Regions from separate parts of the Mus musculus genome. Here region 1 is linked to region 2. The links are chromatin loops, found by intact Hi-C in ENCODE. Cell type or tissue: heart. All regions are shown on one strand. Each heading gives the region's core, and the rest is flanking DNA. Links, peaks and the distances in the headings are about the cores only.

The links. Peaks named below come from ENCODE experiments on the same cell type or tissue, not always from the same donor. Only the 100,000 strongest peaks of a DNase experiment are listed, where the experiment ranks them.
Region 1: it touches region 2 in a loop (2.2-fold over the local background); 7 of 42 quality-filtered maps call a loop at or near these places.

The regions. Positions count from the first base shown.
Region 1 is chr11:97,334,190-97,344,700 of GRCm38, reverse strand. Gpr179 (G protein-coupled receptor 179) reads left to right here. Exons shown (of 12, transcript NM_001081220.2): 7 at 495-604; 8 at 854-1,092; 9 at 1,325-1,463; 10 at 2,009-2,114; 11 at 3,215-3,361; 12 at 5,411-10,511. The coding sequence ends at 10,255. Among named protein-coding and RNA genes, the nearest start is that of Gpr179, 13 kb to the left of the region's middle. In heart, for the core only: no CTCF peak of the experiment used is centred there; DNase peaks (open chromatin) are centred at 5,620 and 6,170; H3K4me3 peaks cover 605 bases; H3K27ac peaks cover 788 bases; H3K27me3 peaks cover 5,139 bases.
Region 2 is chr11:97,068,551-97,079,061 of GRCm38, reverse strand. Osbpl7 (oxysterol binding protein-like 7) reads right to left here. Exons shown (of 23, transcript NM_001310509.2): 23 at 10,158-10,511. Among named protein-coding and RNA genes, the nearest start is that of Mir8103, 10 kb to the right of the region's middle. In heart, for the core only: a CTCF peak has its summit at 6,297 (motif pointing left); a DNase peak (open chromatin) is centred at 7,721; H3K27ac peaks cover 1,120 bases.

The DNA of each region.
Region 1 (10,511 bases), core at 1,613-9,612, 270 kb before region 2:
GAGCACTGACTGCTCTTCCAGAGGTCCTGTGTTCAATTCCCAGCAACCACATGGTGGCTCCCAACCATCTGTAATGGTATCTGATGCCCTCTTCTGGTGTGTCTGAAGACAGCTACAGTGTACTCATATACATAAAAACAAAAAGCAAAAACCCACACCCCAACTGTCCTTCTTCAAAATCCTTCCTTGCCTTCCTAGGAAGATTTGGCATCTTTACAATCCCTCCCCCCACCTCTCCTCTCACAAATGTCTGGCTGACCTAGTGAGCTCTGCAGGCAGAGACCCACACTGGAAAGAGTTTTCTGACCTGCTGTGTGTTTTAGGACGCGTTTTGTTTTGTTTTGTTTTGTTTTGTTTTGTTTTGTTTTAACTCTGCACGAGGGACATGTGAAGCCTCTACTGTGGGGCTGCCTGGAAGATTGGTCATGTGACACGGTTCTAGACTGGAATAAGAGCGCAACCGAGAACAGTTGTCTCTGCCCCTTTGCCATCAGGTGTTCATTCTGTACTTCAAGCCCAGCGTATTCCGCTGCGTTGCTCTCCGTTGGGTCCGGCTGCTGGGTTTTGCCGTCGTCTATGGGACCATTATCCTGAAGCTTTATAGGTAGGGCCCCGACAGACCTCGCCACTGCTCTGCTCACCCCAGGCCACCCAGCTCATTCGCACAGTGCAGTTTTTCAAAGTCAGACCCTCCCCGGTACCACCCTTTCCCCAACCAGTCTCAGTCACTCAGCTTTTTCCGTGTAGCTTTTGGAAAGGGCACTAAAGGTAACACGCCACGCGGCGGCGCTGGGGAGCAATGGACAGAGTTCTGGGCTCTGGCCCCAACCTCCGTGTACCTTACTCCCCTCAGGGTGCTCCAGCTGTTTCTGTCTCGAACTGCCCAGCGGGTGCCACACCCAAGTAGCGGGCAGCTGCTGCGGCGTCTGGGGCAGCTCCTGCTGCTGGTATTGGGCTTCCTGGTTGTGTGGACAGCGGGCGCCCTGGAGCCAGGCACCCAGCACACAGCTCTGGTGACCCGGGGTCACACTCCCACTGGCCGCCACTTCTACCTCTGTCACCATGACCACTGGGACTACATCATGGTTGTGGGTGAGCTCCTTCTCCTGACCCCAGCCTCCTCTGCTCTTGACTAGTCACCTCCAGGGGATTCCTTGTGTTAGCTCACCCTGGGTCTGGGCTACCCAGCACACTTGGTTTTGGAGAGGGTCAGCAGGCTGCTGAAGTGGTAAGGGATCTCTCTCTCTCTCTCTCTCTCTCTCTCTCTCTCTCTCTCTCTCTCTCTCTCTCTCTCTCTCTCTCTCTCTCTCCCCGATCCCCACAGCGGAAATGCTGCTGCTTTGTTGGGGCAGCTTCCTCTGCTATGCCACCCGGGCTGTCCCCTCAGCCTTCCACGAACCACGCTACATGAGCATTGCCCTGCACAATGAGCTACTGCTCTCTACTGCCTTCCACACTGCCAGGTGAGAAGCCGCCCTTCTTCCTGAGACTCCTCCCACCCGGCCCATGTTCCCCACCTCCCGGTGAGGGGGCCCGTCTCACAATAATCCCAGCAATCCTGCTATACCTTTCCTATACCCCAGATCTCCGTCAGAAGAAATACCCAATCCACAAGAGGAAGTATGTCTCCTTCCTAATTCCCTGTCTCCAGCCTACGTGTTTTTCCCCCCAAGCCCTTGCTCCCTGCTTACTCCTTAGCCTTTGCTTCAGAGCAGCAGGCCTGCTGTGGGCCCTGGGTCTGTGGTGGACAAAGGAGCAAATCACAGGGTGATCCCTGAGTGCAGTGCTATCAGTGGAATGGAATCTCTTAGGTGGACGTCTCAGGAAATGGAATTAATGGGAAGCCTGGGATTATATCTGTGATTCAGAGAGGGAAGAAATCGTGTTCTGCTGGCCACTGCCAGGCAGGGCTGGGGCTGAAGCAGGGGCAGAGAGTCAGTGAGGTGAGGCAGGCAGGCTGCTCCCACCTACGCTGATTGATGGTCACCCTGTCCCATCTGGCCCTCAGGTTTGTGCTGGTTCCTTCCCTGCACCCAGACTGGACACTTCTCCTCTTCTTCCTCCATACCCACAGTACAGTCACAGCCACACTTGCTCTGATCTTCATCCCTAAGGTAAGGTCCTTCCCCTACTGCATAAGGTAGGCCCTCAGCCCCTTGGTAAAGAACGCTGTGGCCCTGACACCTTGCACTCTCTCCAATCAAGAATGATGAGCATCCCAGGCAAGGAGGTGGTTGGGAGAGGAGCTGTTCCCTGCTTCCAGTTCCCTCACAAGCAACATAGAGCTAGGAGTGGACAAAGAGCATTTGGGGGAGTTTTGTTGCTGTTGCTGCTGTTGCTGTTGTAGGGTTTGGTTTGGTTTGGTTTGGTTTGGTTGGTGTTTTTGGTTTTTTTTTTTTTTTTTTTTTTTTTTTGGTTTGGTTTGGTTTAGTTTGGTGGGGTTTTTTTTTTTGGTGGGATTTTGGTTTTGGTTTTGTTTTTTTGTTTTGTTTTGTTTTCAAGACAGGGTTTCTCTGTGTAGTCCTGGCTGTCCTGGAACTCACTCTGCAGACTAGGCTGGCCTCAAACTCAGAAATCCACCTGCCTCTGCCTCCCAAGTGCTAGGATTAAAGGCGTGCGCCACCACTGCCCGGCGGTTGGTTGGTTTTTTTTTTTTTTTTTTAAAGATTTATTTATTTAATATGTAAGTACACTGTAGCTGTCTTCAGACATTCCAGAAGAGAGAGTCAGATCTTATTACAGATGGTTGTGGGCCACCATGTGGTTGCTGGGATTTGAACTCTGGACCTTCGGAAGAGCAGTCGGGTGCTCTTACCCACTGAGCCATCTCACCAGCCCCGGTTGGTTGGTTTTTTGAGTCAAGGTTTCTCTGTGTAGCCCTGGCTGTCCTGGAACTGGCTTTGTAGACCAGGCTGGCCTCAAACTCACAGAGATCTGACAGCCTCTGCCTCCCAAGTGCTGGGAGTAAAGGCGTGCGCCACCATGTCCGGTATCCTTTCAATCCAGCCGGTAGACTCTGAAGGTGTGGAATGCAGTTAGCACACAGAGGCGGATGGAGAACGGAAGGCCATGCCTAAGGATGCTGTGCTGGTCACTGCTGAGGGAGAATGGCAGGGAAGCCTTAGTGTCCAAACCAGGAAGGGGTGGGGGTGAAGACTCATGAAGGAAAGGCAGAGTAGGTTTCCCTCCCGCCCCCTCCACCTGTCTCGGACAGTTCTGGAAGCCAGGGGCACCTCCCCGGGAAGAAATCTTGGATGAAGTGTATGAGGATGAGCTGGACCTGCAACGCTCAGGCTCCTACCTCAACAGCAGCATCGCCTCGGCATGGAGTGAGCGCAGCCTGGAGCCAGGGGATATTCGGGTAGGTTTCCCCTTCCCTCCCCAAATGTCTTTGACATCACCTTTTTTTTTTTTTTTTTAAAGATTGACTTACTTTATGCATATGCGTATTCCACTATTACTCTCTTCAGACACTCCAGAAGAGGGCATCAGATCCCATTACAGATGGTTGGGAGCCACCATGTGGTTGTTAGGAATTGAACTCAGGACCCCTGGAAGAGCAGTTGGTGCTCTTAACCGCTTGAGCCATCTCTCCCTCCCTCCCCTTTTTAGTATCTCTGTGTCTCTGGTATCAGAACCTTGGCGGTCCTGACCTTGCTTTGGAGACCAGGCTGGCCTCACAGATATCTGCCCCCCTTTGTCTTCCAAGTACTAGGATTAAAGACATCATACCCAGCCTTGAGATCAACTTTTAAGGACTGAGCAGAGGAACACAGCTGTGCTACCACTGGCTTGGGGTACCACTGAATCACCCCCAAGGCCTCCCTCCCTCTAAGACTGTACCTCCCTTTTCTGCTAGCCTGGGCTCCCCAAAACCCAAACGCCCAGGCCTAGCCAAGAGTACACTCTTAACCCCATATCATCATGGAGACAGACTAGAAAAGACTAAAAAAGAGTCTCTAGCAAGATGGAATAACTGAAGAGCCTAGGGGTGAGCTGTAAGGACTAGGAAGTTTCAGCAGACTGGCCACCAGGATCCCCTTTCTTTCAGTGGGCCTTAGGAAAAAGTGGCTTTCTGGAGGATAGCTCTGAAGAAGCTTATTTTTCTTCTCAAGGGCATTATATAGAGCCAGGGGTTGAGAGAAATCAGGAGGTCATGTGGTTTTATATATAACCCAAGGCAAAGAAGCCATCTTGGGAAGCCACCCACCTACCCTTCACATCTCCCAGTTCCTCATTCCAACAACCTCTGCAGGTCTTCCCGCAGCCTCCTCATCTTCTGAGCTCTGCCTAGTCTGCCTTGGCGCTCCTCCCTGAACTGAGAAATCAGAGCATAGCCAAAGCCTGATGAAGGGCAGCCTGGCCTACAGAGTGAGCTCCAGAGCAGTCAGGGCCACAGATAGAAACTTCACCTCAAAACCAACAAACAAAACAGAACAAACCAAAACCCCAACTCTACAGAGGCACAGAGAGAGGGCAATAAGATAGCTTTGAGATGCAGGTGGGTTAGAAGTTTCATGCCCAGCCTGTCCCTTCATGCCGGACATCTCCCCAGAGATCACAGTGCCCCAGAGAAGTTAGAACACTCTAAACCCTGAGGGCTAAATAGAGCCAGACCCAACATGGCTCTGGTCCTGCAGCAACGGAGTGGTGAATTCTGAGTTTAAGAAACAAGAAAAGGCCAGGCAGTGATGGCGCACGCGCCTTTAATCCCAGCACTTGGGAGGCAGAGGCAGGCGGATTTCTGAGTTAGAAGCCAGCCTGGTCTGCAGAGTGAGTTCCAGGACAGCCAGAGCTACACAGAGAAACCCTGTCTCAGGAAAAATGAAAAAGAAAAAGAAAAAGAAAAAGAAAAAGAAAAAGAAAAAGAAAAAGAAAAAGAAAAAGAAAAAGAAAGGCAGGCTGGTGAGATGGCTCAGAGGGTAAGAGCACTGACTGCTCTTCCAAAGGTCCTGAGTTCAATTCTCAGCAACTACATGGTGGCTCACAACCATCCATAATGAGATCTGACACCCTCTTCAGATAGTAGTGTCTGAGGACAGCTACAGTGTAGTTGCATATAATAAATAAATAAATTTAAAAAAAAAAAGAAAAAAGGAAAGGAAAAGGGAGAAAGAAAGAAAGAAAGAAAGAAAGAAAGAAAGAAAGAAAGAAAGACAGGAAGGAAGGAAGGAAGGAAGGAAGGAAGGAAGGAAGAATGAAAGAAAGAAAGAAAGAAAGAAAGAAAGAAAGAAAGAAAGAAAGAAAGAAAGAAAGAAAGGAAGAAAGAAAGAAAGAAAGGGATACAACTTGGTGGAGAAGTGATTCCCCAGAGAGAATAGTTTAACTGGGTGGGGGAGTGTCATGGAGGAGAGCACTGTTGGTGGCAGGATGGACTCAGCCATCTCAGAGGTGGCCCCCTTCCTTACAGGATGAGCTGAAGAAACTCTACGCCCAGTTAGAGATCCGAAAGACCAAGGAGATGGCTGCTAACAACCCCCACCTGCCCAAGAAGCGGGGCAGCTCGCACCAGGGATTGGGCCGCTCTTTCATGAGATACCTGGCCGAGTTCCCAGAGGCCCTGGCTCGGCAGCACTCTCGGGACTCGGGCTCTCTCGGCCTCGGCAGCCTGCCAGGCTCTTCCCGACGAAGGCTCCTCAGCTCCAGCCTTCAAGAAACGGAGAAGCCACCGGCCCTCCGCAAGACCCGCAGCACTTATGACCACCACAGGGAACATAACACTCTCCCCTTCGACTCCACGCTGAGACGGACCCTGTCCAAGAAGGCTTCCCCCACAGACGGCCGAGAGTCGTTGGCAGACGGGCCCCCAGCCCTGGGCTTCAGGTCTGCCAGTGCTCACAACCTGACAGTGGGAGAAAGACTCCCTCGAGCCAGGCCCATCTCCCTGCAGAAGTCACTCAGTGTGGCGGCTGGCTCCAGGGAAAAGGCGCTGCTGGTGGCCAGTCAAGCCTACCTGGAGGAAACCTATCGGCAGGCAAAAGAGAGAGAGGAAAGAAAGAAGGCTGAGGCAGCCATGGTGAGCCCGGTGCGGAGGCCATCGACCAGGAGGCTGGAATGGCCTCTAAGGGCTCCTCTGTCAGCCCCACCTTCTCCTGGCAAGAGCAGCAGCATGGACAGCTCTCAAACCACTGCGAGGCCTCATGAAGAGGCTGGGAGAAGGCTGCCTCACCCACCCATCAGGCACCAGGTCTCCACACCGGTCTTGGCTCTGTCCGGGATCTGCCTGGGAGAGCCAAGAATGTTGTCTCCCACTCCGGCCTCCACATTGGCTCCTATTCTGTTGCCGGCTCCGGCCCCAGCCCCCGCCCCTGTTCTGGCACCAGTCTCAAAACCCCCTCAAAGCCCCACCCTTCTCACTTTCATCTGCCCCTGGGAGAATGCAGAACTTCCAGGCAAGAAAGAAAATGTGGTCCAGGAAGACCCGGCAGGGCCAGAGCGAAGCGGCCACTCACCTGCCTCTGCTCGTACCAAGATCTGGAGGGCCCTGTCTGTGGCAGTGGAGAAAAGGGGGACTGGAGAGAGTGAGGCACTCACAGAGGGTGGGCATGTCCAGGGGGAAGCCGATGATACAGATGAGGAAAAGCCCAAGGTCTTCTCAAAATCCCACAGCCTCAAGACCCCTCTGCAGCAGGGTTCCGTGCGCAGCCTGGGCCTGGCCATTAAAGCTCTGACCCGGTCTAGGAGCACCTACAAAGAGAAGGATGGTGGGGAGGGCACCCCTGAGACTGAGAAGGGAAAGCCTACCGAGGTGAGCACAGGGGCTCCACTCCGATCTCCCAGGCTAGGCCGGCCCAAGGCAGTGAGCAAACAGGTTGCCCTCGCCCCCTGCGAAGATGAAGAGTCCCTCCAGAACCAACAGAACGCTCACACCAGCCGCATGCTCCACGTTTGTCAAAAGGAGGGCAGCCGAGAGCAAGAAGATAGGAACAAGAGAGTGGCCCCGGGTCCAGGGGAGCGGAAAGTTGAGAGAACTGGTAAAATAACGATGACCACACTGAGGCAAGTTTTTGGGGAGAAAAATGCTGAACAAGCGAAGGAATCCCCCGCGGGATACCAAGAGGTGCCCAACCCTGCCCTCCAGTCCCTGGGCAGTGCTGACCACAGGGTGGCAGAGGTGTGCCCCTGGGAAGTAACTGAACCCGAATCAGGAATGGACCCGCCAGAGAGTGTCAACAAGGCCAAAGTCTACTCCTGGGAGAGGACTGAGGGAGGAAGCCTTGAGAAGAAGCCATCAAGACAAGTCCTAAGTAGGTCCTGGGAAGAGAGAGAGAAAGTCCTAGCGGAGTCAGAGACCGAAGGTGTGGGTGCCATTCCTCGGAAGAAGCCGGAGAGGCTGGTCCGGAGCCAGGAGGCTGTGTGTCCCTGGGAGAGCCCGGACTCTGGAGGTCTGTCTCCTCAATTAGTGCATCAGGAGTCTGACAGAACTGGGGGCAGGTTTGTGGTAGTGAGCAAAGGAGACGCACACCCAGAGGCTCTTCCGTCCCATGCTGCCAAGGCAGAACTGTGCCTGTGGGAGATGAGTGATGTGGGGGAGGGGACATCTACTCAGAGGGTACAGGAACTCCCTGAAGAAAGGCAGAAATCCCCCAAGAAGGCAACCTTCTGGGGAGAACGGAATCTGGGCGGAGACCTGGTGTCTCTCTGTCCGTGGGAAAGTACTGATTTTCGGGGCCCTTCAGCCGTCTCACTTCAAGCCCCAGGAAGCTCAGGTAGTTTGGGCAGTGGTATTGCGGAGGTATGCCCATGGGAGGCGGAGAACATAGCTAATGACAAGAAAGCTGAGGTCTGTCCCTGGGAGCTGGGGGAGGAGCTAGCAGGTTCAGACGGGCTGAATCCGGGGGCAGATGGGAAGTCTCTCCCAGGAAAGGAGACTCCCTCCAGAAAGGGATGCTTAGCAGAGTCGGGGGAGCAAACCGTGAGGGCAAAACCCACAGTCCCTCAAGGACAGGAGTCAGTATGCCCTTGGGAGGATGAAGCCCCTGAGCGGTCCAGCCCACAGCCAGACAAAGCTTCCTCCAAGGCCGGTGAGAAACTCCTAAGCCATGGGGGTAGCCAGGTACTGCAAGTGTGTCCTTGGGAAGCAGTCAAGCCAGAGGAAAAGCAAGCAACACTTTCAACAGCAGAAATCTGTCCCTGGGAAGTAGATGGACAACCAGAGACCAGGACATCAGAACACCCATCAAAAGGAGAAGTTCACAAAGATGAGGAGAAAATGCCGGGGAGAGCAAGGATCAAAGCACAGGAAGAGGCTGAGGGGCGGATCCAAAAGCAGGAAGCAATCTGCCCCTGGGAGAGCATGGCCCCGGGTAGCACCCCACAAAGAGACACAGAGAAAGCCCAAGCCTCTCTCCAGAGGCAAGGCAGCGTGGCAGGCAGAGCTGCTGAGATCTGTCCCTGGGAAGTGGGGACTGAGGTTGGAGAGGAAAGGACTATTGGAGCTGAAGCCTCTGAGGCCCGTCCGAACGATGCAGGCCACGCGTCTACAGATTCTGGATCCAGGCAGGTAGCTGCCAGTGCTCCAAAAAAGTCAGAGAGGCTTGGTTCGGAGAAGGAGGTGGTCTGTCCCTGGGATAGCTTGAGTCCAGGGGACTCCTCTCAGCAGCCAGACACTCCGAACACTGAGAAACTAAAAGATGAACTCCAGGAACACGGGAGCTCCAGGCCCATAGAGGTGTGTCCCTGGGAAGCCGAGGAAGTTCCTACTGGTGAAAAAGCCAAGATCTGTCCCTGGGAATTGAATGAAGGGACGGTGGGAAAAGGACTGGAGCGAGAGCCGGGATGCGAGCCAGAACGGCAAAGGAGACAGAATCTAGAAGAGGCAGGACTCCCCTTCCAAGAAGAAGGCACGTCAAAGGGGGACACAAAACTCTGCCGGGAACAGGAAGGGGAAGCTATCTGTCCTTGGAAACCACCTGCCCAGGTCCCCAAGGTCTCAGACTTGCCCCTCAGCACTGTTGGTCAGGGAGTAGAAGGACAGTCCTTGGAAGCAAGTGACAGGGCATCAGAGAAGGGAGAGCTGAGACAAGACCTGAAGATGGGTTCTCTCCCAGAATACATAACCCAAGTGGTTCCTGTCGATGGGGGAGGAGCAAGCTCGGAACTTCAGCCTATAAGCCTGCAGGAAGGCATGGTACTGGCAGGCTCTTCCTCCCATCCACACATCCAGTGCCCTGACCAACCTAGAGTTAGCTCCCAGCCCTTGGTCAGCACCGGGGATGGGACTGCTGAGGTGTGCCCATGGGATGCTCCTGACTCGGACAGTGACACCAAGGTTGAGCCCTGTGCCCAGAAGGTGACTGGGAGAGTTACAGAGACAGAGATGTCAAGACAAGATGAAAAGGAGAAATCTCAAGAGGAGAAAGAGCGAGCCCCTGAAACACGAGATCACGAAGGTGTGGCCGTTCAGAAAATGCCACAGACCAGCAACTTTGGGAAGCAGGAAGCTGTGTGTCCCAGGGAGAGTCAGGACTTTGGGGTGCAAGCAGCTACAGATGCTTCTGATGGAAGCAAAGGCGGTTCTGAGAAAGTGTGTCCTTGGGAAGTAGAAGAGGTCCCTTCTATCAAGGAAGCTGAGATCTGCCCCTGGGAGGCAAGTCCAGGAGCTGTGGGGGAGGGGGCGCTGGACCTGGGGCAGGATGGAGAGTCACAGGGGGAGGGAAGGGCTGAAAGACATCTCTTGAAGGCAGCAGAGACAGTCTGCCCCTTAGAAGGCACAATGTCATCAGGGCTCTTCACCCAGGAAGACGTGGTGGACACAGACCTCCCCAAGGTTGGTCTTCATGGAGCAAGCAGCCCAGGGAAAGGGCTAGCAGAACTGTGTGTGTGGGAAGTCACAGACCCGGAAGGAAATAAAATCAAGGGTACCATGGCAGACATCTGTCCCTGGGAGGAGACTAGAGCCCAATCTGATGAATCTGGCCCCCTGGCTTTACCAGTAACCCAGGCAGGTGTGCCAGCTGCCCCTGAGAAATCAGTCTGTCTCTCGGTACACGGACCGTTGGAGAGCTTTCTCCCAGAGAGCAAGAGTGTCCGCCCAGACATCAGCAAGCCACCTGGCTCTTCCCGCCCGGAAGGCGTCAGAGAACAAGAACCTTTGGAGCTTGAGACTGGAGCCAAGTCAGTTCCAAAGCCAAGCCCCACAGAAACGGAGGCTCCAGAGTCTTTCACCTTAACTGACGACCAAGGACTAATGGCTTCTGAAGGAGAGGCTGGAGAACTCAGCCCTCCCCCTGACTACCCTTGGGACTGTGAATGACAGCACCCTCCCCCTGACTACCCTTGGGACTGTAAATGACAGCACCCCCCCCTGGCTACCCTTGGGACTGTGAATGACAGCACCCTACCCCTGACTACCCTTGAGACTGTGAATGACAGCACCCTCCCCCTGACTACCCTTGGGACTGTGAATGACAGCACCCTGGTGGGGGTCAGAACTCCTTCAGGACACTTCCTGTGTTCCAGTGTTCCCAAAGAGCTGACTCAAAGATAGCTTGGGTACTTCCTGGGCCCAG
Region 2 (10,511 bases), core at 2,088-10,087:
GTGATTTTACTCAGACCATCCCTGGGAAGTCCCAAGTCAGTATCAGAGACTCAGAAACACAGTAAACACATGAGCAGGAAATGCAGAGCTGACCTGGGACCCCAGTGGCATGTGTGCTGTCCATGGTGCTGGCTCACCAGGGCTCTAGTTGTGACATTAAGCCCCAAAGACCAAGAACCCAGAGGAGGCCTCTCATCTTGACTTCTTCTTGTTTTAGAATCTCCCACTAAGATGCAGCATCCCGAGAGTCATACGCTGGGCTGAACTTGATGAGAGGTGAGTTCACTACACTGTAGACCAAAGAAGAAAGCATGAAGTGACTTCAAAGGACAGAAATCCTAGTCACCTCACTTTCTGACCACAATCCAATTATGTTAAAATTTTAATAATGAAGACAAACACCAGTCACCATATATTTGAAAATGAGAACACCTCTGAATAATTCATGGGTCAAAGAAGAAAGCAGTGTGGGAATTTTGAAATACTTATGATTGAACTAAATGATAAAATGGAAAAAAAATCTTTCTTCCTTATATCAGATCAACAGAGCAAAACAGTGACCGACTCCACAGGTGTAGAAGAATTGTTGGCTTTGATTTGTTTTTCAAATCCTACTTTTCTTTTTTTTTTAATTAATTAATTTTTTTTTTTATTATATGTAAGTACACTGTAGCTGCCTTCAGACACACCAGAAGAGGGAGTCAGATCTCGTTACAGATGGTTGTGAGCCACCATGTGGTTGCTGGGATTTGAACTCAGGACCTTCAGAAGAGCAGTCGGGTGCTCTTACCTGTTGAGCCATCTCACCAGCCCCAAATCCTACTTTTCATAAGGGTTCATAAATGCTTTAACCTCCCTTCTAGCCCACCACCCACTAGAGGTAGTGGGAAAGAAAGGTTGTTAGGATATGGGGGAAGTGGGCCTGTTTAGAAATAGTCTTTGGGGGCTGGTGAGACGGCTCAGTAGGTAAGAGCACCCGACTGCTCTTCCGAAGGTCCAGAGTTCAAATCCCAGCAACCACATGGTGGCTCACAACCATCCGTAACGAGATCTGACTCCCTCTTCTGGAGTGTCTGAAGACAGCTACAGTGTACTTACATATAATAAATAAATAAATCTAAAAAAAAAGAAAAGAAAAGAAATAGTCTTTGGAGCAAATTCAACCTGTGCTGTCAGGATTTATAGCAGCAGTCTAGTTCAGTAGTGTCAGGATAGCAAACACGCATCAGCACAGTGGCAGGACCCAGCAGAAATAGCCAGGCCTCTGCCAAATCGGCACCAGTCAGCAGGAGTGACCAGGTCTGGCAGGGACACCAAGAGAAGTTCTCTGCTGTGCATCTCTCAATAAAGTGACGATCCAGACCAACAAAGTGTCACAAAGCTTGCTATACAACCCACCCCACGTCATTGTCCATTGAGTCCTATTTATACTCCCTGCAAGCATCACGCGTCTTTTCACGCATGGGCCTTGTCTCCCCACGAGCTTTTCCTTTACCTTGTCAGTCTGTCTTATAAAACCCCCATATAGGTCTGTATCAACTGACATCACTCTGCCAAAAGGCGAGACACTGCTCCAGAATGCCACCAGAAGTTTTTTGGTGTATTTCTTTCTCTGAAGTCCCGGCAAACAAACGATGATCATTAAGGAATGGCAAGGCATAGCAATACCATCCAGCACCGCCCACCGTACGTTGAGTCCTTCTTAACATCATGTGTCGGTTTCCACGTGTTTGCTTCAGCAAAAATCCTTTCACTCGTGTCTGCTTCAGGAAAGCATTGTTTGACATAACTGACTTTCCAAAGAAACCAGACATTTCCACTTCAAAGACTATTTTTCAATTCAGTGTTAATTTGAATTTTAAGAAACAACACCTTACCAGGGTGGTGGTGGCCTTTAATCCCAAAACTCAGAAGACAGATGGATTCCTGAGTTCAAGGCCAGCCTGGTCTGCAGAGTGAGTTCCAGAATAGCCAGGGCTGCACAGAGAAACCCTGTCTTAGAAAAAAATAAATAAAATGCAAAAAAAGAAAAAGAAGCTGGGCGGTGGTGGCGCATGCCTTTAACCACAGCACTTGGGAGGCAGAGGCAGGCAGATTTCTGAGTTCGAGGCCAGCCTGGTCTACAAAGTGAGTTTCAGGACAGCCAGAGCTATACAGAGAAACCCTGTCTCCAAAAACAAAAAACAAACAAACAAACAAACAAAAACAACCCCACTTAGAACCAAAAATATTGGGGCTGGAGAGATGGCTCAGTGGTTAAAAGTGCTGACTGCTCTTCTGAAGGTCCTGAGTTCAAATCCCAGCAACCACATGGTGGCTCACAACCATCCATAATGAGATCTGATGCCCTCTTCTGGTGCATCTGAAGACAGCTATAGTGTACTTGGATATAATAATAAATAAATTAAAAAGAAAAAGAAAGAAAAAACCTCTCGGCTGGGACTATACAGCTCAACAATGAATGCTTGCTTAACTAACATGCATAAGGCCCCAGGTTTGATCTCCAACACTATTAAAAGCAGGGGGAATCCGGGCAGTGGTGGTGCACGCCTTTAATTTCAGCACTTAGGAAACAGAGGCAGGAGGATTTCTGAGTTCCAGGACATCTCTACAGAGTGAGTCCCAGGACAGCCAGGGCTACACAGAGAAACCTTGTCTCGAAAAACAAACAAACAAACAAACAAATCGCAGGAGGAAAGACAGCTGTGAAGAAAACATCTTAGTAGATTACTGATTTATGGGCGTATGGGTGTGTGTGTGTGTGTGTGCGCGCGCGCGCGCGCGTGCGCTAATGCACATGCATGTGTGTACCCATGGAGGCTAGAAGAGGGACTGGATCCCCTGAAGTAGGGGTACGAGTGGTTGTGAGCTGCCTGGTGTGGTTGCTGGGGATGGAATTCTAACCACTCTTAGCTTCTAGGCAGCCACCAGCTCCAAGAATGTTCTTACCCCGAGATATATGTCTAAATAAATGGCGTCTGTAATAGATGTCATTTTAAATGGGGGAAATACTGACATCGTCTTAGCCCAAGGCATTGGTGGGTTGGGAGAGGCAGTGAGCCAGCGCATTCAGTTAATTTGGCAGCTTTTATTGTTGTTGCTTGTCTTTTGTTTGCTCATGGCAGGGTCTCATGTAGCCCAGGATGTTCTCAGGATGTAGCTGAAGATGACCTTGGAGTTATGATTCCTTTGCCTCTGGTGCCCGAATGCTGACATTACAAATCTATACCTCCCCCGCTTTATTCAGTGCTGGGGATCAAACCCAGGGCTTTGCATGTACCCCGTAAGCTTGCCACCCACCAAGCCCCAGCTCCTAACTTGATGTCTTTGCAACAACCAGAAATCTACTGTCAATCCTACAGAATATAACGCCCCATTTTCCTATTTCAGAATAAATAGTACCTCAAAATGCCCTCAGGAAATGAAGGCATTAACAAACATCTCTTGCTTGTTTTGGCTAAAATGTTTTTTTATGCTCTTGGATCACGCTAGTGCCATCCAGTAACAATTATAATATGTAGCTTTTATTTCACATTTTGTAAAAAATCACCTGTAATCCTGGCGTGGGAGGCAGAGGAAGAGAGTGAGCACAAGGTTAGCGGGGGGGGGGGGAGGGCAGGGGGCTACATAGCAAGATCCTGTCTCAAAAAATTACGGAAAGTGTATTGTATTTTATGATCATCATCATAAGTTGGAAGGTCTAGTCGGTGCAAGGGGTGGGGGCACAGCGGAGCGGCGGCCTGCTTTTCCAACACACAGGCTCTGGGTTTGAGTTTCTGCACTAAGAGAGTAAGATGAGAATTCTGGAAAAAGCAGAGAGATGGTGTACTGGCTGTTTTGTGTGTCAACTTGACACAAGCTGGAGTTATCACAGAGAAAGGAGCCTCCCTTGAGGAAATTCCTCCATGAGATCCAGCTGTAAGGCATTTTCTCAATTATTGATCAAGGGTGGGAGGGCCCCTTGTGGGTGGTGCTATCGTGGGCTGGTGGTCCTGGGTTCTATAAGAAAGCAAGCTGAGCAAGCCAGGGGAAGCAAGCCAGTAAGAAACATTCCTCCATGGCCTCTGCATCAGCTCCTGCTCCCTGACCTGCTTGAGTTCCAGTCCTGACTTCCTTAAGTGATGAACAGCAACGTGGAAAGTGTAAGCTGAATAAACCCTTTCCTCCCCAACTGCTTCTTGGTCATGGTGTTGTGTGCAGGAACAGAAACCCTGACTAGGACAGATGGAGAAAGGGGGCAGAGTGACACATGCTTACAATCTTAGCTTTGGGAGATGGTCAAGGCAGGGGGGGCAGGGGTTCAAGCCGCCTTCCCACAGTGAAGGGTAGAGCCAGCCTTGTTTCAAAAGAAGAGAGGGTGCTGGGCATGGTGGTACCCACCCTTAGTCCCACACTTGGGAGGTAGAGAGACACAGGTGGACTTCTGTGAGTTCAAAGTCAGCTAAGGCTACATAGTGAGATTCTGTCTCCAAAAAAAGGAAGAAAAAAAACAAACAAAGGAGGGAGGGAGGGAGGGAGGAAGAGAGGGAGGGAGGACACACGTGTGTGTTTACAACATGGTGGATAAGGAGTCTCTATCACCAGCTCTGGAGTGGGAACTGAGCAAGGCCATCTGGCAACTGACGCCATGGTTCAGCCAAGTAAGTAGCTGAGAGAAATCTCTACCCATGTGCCTGCAAAGCCTGGCTCGGGGTCCTCGGTTTCCGGCTACACTGATGGCTGAAGATGGTAGGGTGATGGTTCAGGGGTCTATTTGCGCTCGGCTTCACCTGCCTTCTTCGTCAGCTGTGGTCTTCCTGCTGGAGCTTTCTGTCTTCCTGCACACCAAGTGCTTTGCTGTACAAGAATCACTTTTGGGAAAAACAAAAACAAAAAATACTGACTAGGGCTGGAGAGATGGCTCAGCAGTTAGGAGCACTGACTGCTCTTCCAGAGGTCCTGAGTTCAAATCCCAGCAGCCACATGGTGGCTCACAACCATCTGTAAGGAGATCTGTTGCCCTCTTCTGATGTGTCTGAAGACAGATACAGTGCAGTCACATAAAATAAATAAATAAATCTTTTTTTTTTTTTAATGCTGACTCTTCATTTGAGTCCACCAGGTGGTTAGGAGCAGGAGGAAAGCCTGGATTCTCCCGTGACCTTGACCTTTATTTGGGGTCCCCTGATGGCCTCTACAATAGGTGTTCTCAGGGATGTCACCTAGAAACTGGTAACACCTAACCTCATTCTTCCTTAAGGCTGAAGGCACAAAGATAAGAACATCTGAGGTATCACATACAGTGGCCAAGAAGGCACCTGAAGGTCTCCAGCCACCGCCAGCCACCATACAGCTCGGTTTTTTTGACAGGGTTTCTCTGTATAGTCCTGGCTGTCCTGGAACTCACTTTGTAGACCAGGCTGGCCTCGAACTCAGAAATCCTCCTGCCTCTGCCTCCCGAGTGCTGGGATTAAAGGCGTGTGCCACCACGCCCGGCCCTCCCTGTACTTTTTAGACTTACTTATTCTTGTGTATATGAGTGATCTGTCCTCAGACACACCCAGAAGAGGGCATCAGATCTCATTACAGATGGTTGTGAGCCACCATGTGGGCCCTGGGAATTGAACTCAGGACCTCTGGAAGAGCAGCAACCAGTGCTCTTAACCTCTCCAGCCTCCCTGTTGTCTGCTTTAACTCAAAGCTTCATGTCAGTGCATGAAGATGAACGCAGGCATAGCTGGACTACACTGTATGTTCCTTTTCTCCGTGTGCACTGATTAAAACTCTGCCCTGCCCCCTTTCTTCATCCCTTTGGTTGGCGTATTGGGATGAGTGGCCAAGTACATCTATCTGTTCAGGCTGCAAGAGCTTGTGTCCTAAAAGTCTGGTTAACCTGGAACATCCTTTGTATGTCCTCCTTTATCTGCCTTACCAAAAGGAAGTCCAGAGGTTACATTTAGGGTCCCAGTTCCAGGATGTGTGGGTTGTGGGGCTCAGGAGAGTTGTTCATATAACCTAAGGAAAAGTCCTCTTCTGGCAGCTTCAAGGGTAGAAGGTCCTGGCCCCGCTGTCCCAGAGCCCTGTGACCTGGTAGAGAGGCCCAGCTACCCTCCAGTGGCGTCCAGGTGTGGTTGGGGTCTACAAGAATGAGAAGTTTCTCTCCAGTGCTCTGAGTTATGGTGGGGCAGAGGTGATCTAAGTGGACATTCACAGGATGTACACTGGATGTCATTTCTTCTGCTCTGATTTAACAGTGACAATAGTCACATGCTTGGAATACTTTGAGTCTCTGTGTATGGCAAAATTGTTCATTTCTAGAGTGCCAGGCGCCCTCTTGAGGATTCTTTGAGAATTGCTCTTTTTGTGTGTGTGTGTGTGTGTGTGTGTGTCTGCTCTCCTCTCCTTCCAGCAGTGTCCCGACCCTTCCAGTCCATTCTCCTACCCATACCATTCCCATAGCTCAGCCCACCCACTTCCTTCCTGGAGACAGATACTTCATTTTGAGGTACCTTTCATATTATGAATCTAGAATGTACCAGATCGATGACTTGGGGCCTCCTGTCTGGAATTGCCTGTGTAAAACAACTTTTCTTGGAATATTTTGGGCTTTTTTTTTTTTCTTTCTAAATGCAACTTAGGTATCTCCGTCATATTTTCAGTAACAAAATTAAAAATGGCAAATGTATTTTCAGGTAGAGCTGTGTGTGGTTGGAAGATCCGAGGCATCTGGAGTAAGAGGGCAGTGACCTCACCACTGCGGTCCCGGGCGCTCCCCTACGGTCAGGTCTCTTCTTCCCCTTTGTCCACCATGGAAGGGGCTTGGCTTAACACACAGCTTTGCTTCAAGCTGAGTCAAGATTTTAGATCATGAAGTCCACATGCGTCCCCTTTACCTCATCTGGCCCTGCTTTCCAGCCAAAGCCAGATGTTTAGGTCTGTCCTGAGGACCAGCAGTTAACAGTGCTGTCAGGACCCTACTTAGGGGCCTGAGAGTGGTGATGGCCATTCCTTTCTATTGAGCAGTAAAAGATGATCCCTGTCTATTTGAATGGCTGCCGTAGGCCCTGAACCCTCTCTACAGATCCCATCCAGAGCCAGACCACCAACTCTCAGGCTGGCACCTGATCGTGTCAGTAACAACCCAGCAGACCCTGTCAGGGATGGGGCAGTGGGTGTCCATACACCTATTATCCTGGAATTCGGGAGGCTGAGACAGTAGGGACTGCCTTGAGTACAGGGCCAACCTGGGCTATCTAACAAAACCCTGTCTCAGAAAGTGGGGAAGGCCCACTATAGCTAAACTCTGGTGTGTCAGTGCATTTCAGCATTTGGCAGGCCAGAGGATTTCAAGCTGAAATCCAGCTCCAGGACACAGGAGCACTCTGTCTCCAAATGCGATTGAAAAAGAAAGAAAAGGGCCTTTCTGAAGGAAGCAGACATATGGGACCAGTAAAGATGATCATAGCCTTATCTTGTCGCCTTGTTCCCACCTGCACCTGCTCAGCTGGCACCTGCCTTCCACTGAGAGAGAGGACACACAGTTGAGATGCAGACGCTATAGAAGACCTAGTCCTCACCTCTCAGGGACTTTAATATTGGACATGGGTCTATTTCAAACCCCAGCTCTTTGACTATGTAGAGGAGGTTGGATGCAGGTTGGTCTCGCTGGTGTTCTGCTGCTCTGAGAGGAAGGTGGGGGATGGAGGGAGAGTGTGCTCAGTGTTATAAAAAGGTCCTGATGTATGTAGGCTTCAGCTGGCTTGGGGGATGGGCCCTGGAGTTATTTCTGGCATATGGTGTTAGGTCAAGTGTGTTCATGTTAATAGTCTCCATAAATAAACTGGAGATGGGAGGCAGGAGGATCACAAGTTCAAGGCCAGACCACATAGCAAGACTGTCTGGGCTGGAGAGATGGCTCAGTGGTTAAGAGCACTGGCTGCTCTTCCAGAGGTCCTGAGTTCAATTCCCAGCAACAACATGGTGGCTCACAACCATCTGTAATGGGATCTGATGCCCTCTTCTGGTGTGTCTGAAGAGTGACAGTGTATTCACATAAAATAAATAAGTCTAAACCAAACCAAACACAAAAAATAGACTCTAATTTGACGAGATGAAACCAATCTAATAACTGCTGGTGCGATCATAATGCCACTGGCCATAATGGTTCACGCTTGTGGCCTTGGTACTTGGGAGGCTGAGGTAGGAGGGCTACTGTGAGTTCAAGACTAGCCTGGGCTACAGAGCGAGTTCCAGATCAGCCTTGGTAACATTAGAACATATCTTAAAACAGAACAAAAAAAAAAATCCTCTGCCACCAACAGAAGTCCCTGCCAATGCAGAACCCACTCTTCCTTTAGACGGGGGATAGAGGAGAAAAAGCCTGTGCAGAAGTCTCCACAGCCTTTTGCTTCAGCTCGCACAGGCTTCTGGGCACCAGGGGGTGGGGGTGGGGGGGGGAGGTGGAGGTGATCGGGCATTTTAAGCAGGAAAGCTGTTCATTTGAAACATCACTCTCGGGAGCTGGGATTGGTGGCTCAGGCAATGTCTGTGTTCAAGAGGCTGAGACAAAAAGATTGCTGAACACTGCACATTCAAGGCCATCCTGGACTACTTAGGGTTTCACAGGGAGTCTGGGTAGAGCATAGACACTCTGTCTCAAAAAAGACAACTGGAGACACACACAAACACACAGACAGACAGACAGACAGAGACAGACAGAGAAAGACCGACAGGAAGGTAGGCAGACAGACTGATGGCTCAGTAAGTAAAGTGTGTGCCTTGTAAGTGCCAAGGACCCACACTCGTTTCCCAGAACAGTTCATGCTGTGATCTCACTGGGGATAAGATGGGAGATCGCCTTAGTTAGGGTTTCATCGCTGTGAAGGGTCACCATACGGCAACTCTTACAGAAACAACATTTCACTGGGGCTGTCCTACAGTCTCAGAGGTTCGGTCCATTATAATCATAGCAGGAATGATGGGAGTGTCCAGTGTCTAGAGGAGCTGAGAGTTCTTTATTTTACTGGAAGGCAAACAGAAGACTGGCTTCCAGGCATCTCGGAGGGTCTTAAAGTCCAAGCCCAGGGACACACTTCCTCCAACAAGGCCACACCTTCTAATAGTGCCACTTCCTGGGCCAAGTGTATTTAAACTGCCACAGAGATAGATACAGGGAGTGTCTTGGGTCTCACTGGCCAGCTAGCCTATAGATGTTCCAGATCAATGAGACCCAATCTCAAATAAAAGATAGAAGGTTCCAGAGGAAAGATACCTGAGGTTGTCCTCTGATCTTCATATGAAAATATGTGCACACCCACACCTGTACACACACACACACATACACACACACACATACACACACACATATACACAAACTAGACAAATGAAAACCTACAGCCAAAGCCAGAGATCTGAAAGCCAGTATGTCAGCAGGGCCAGCTCCTTCTCAGGGACTCAGACACCGTCTGCCTCTGCTGGTTTACAGCATGCTGGATGGTCCTGCCTGTGGAGGCCTCCTGTCAGTTTGCCCACCACCCATAGTGCAATGGCCCTGAATGGCCCACTTCCCACAGTGCTCTTCCCTGTGGCCAACTTTCTTGTTCACACAAGGAACCAGTTGGTCTGCCAAGTCCCTGCTTCCAAAGGCCACAGTTCCAGGAATTAAAAACATTGTGTGTGTGTGTGTGTGTGATCCATGGTTTCCATAGATCAGACTCAGACCAGCATACTTGTATAACAAAGTGTCTTTATCCCTGAGACAACTTTTACTTTGTTTTGTTTGCTTTTTTTGAGACAGGGTTTCTCTGTGTAACAGCCCTGGCTATCCTGAAACTCACTCTACAGACCAGGCTGGCCTTGAACTCACAGAGACCCGCCTAGCTCTGCCTCTCAAGTGCTGGGATCAAAGGCGTGTGCCACCACACCTAGCTCTCCCTTGAGCCATAATGCTGGCCCAAACAAGTTAACGTTTGTCAAGGTCTTACCCCAGTCCTTGGTCAGTGCTGAGGACTGAACCCAGGATTGACTTTCTGTGTGCTAGGCCATCACTCTGCCCCTGAGCTACATCCCTGCTCCTTTGGAGATGAACCTTTTAGAGGGTCACGAGTCAATCTACAGCAGTGGCTATGAGCTTCCCCCAGAGCTTGAGAACCTGTGGTTTTCAATGAGTGGTCACAGGCCAAAGTCTAGGACAGTCTTTATTGGAGCTTGGAATGTAAGAGCAATTCACCTGACTCAGGCAAACTGAGAAAATGAGCAGCAACAGAGTGACAGACACCAGCAGCAGCGGAGGTGTCCTGGCTACATTAGGAATCCCGCTCGCCGGCAAGCAGGACACACACACTCACACTCCTACACAAACTTACACTCATACTGGCTCACTCCCTCCTGGGTGAATCTGAGGCCAGGCACCCCAGACTGCTCCCCATCTCTTGGGACTTCTGCTAAGCTGAGCCTGAAGGGACCACTGGTGGAGCAGGGAACGGAGGAGCTGAAGCTGCGGGTGCTTTGCCGTTTGGGAGAAGGGGATGCAG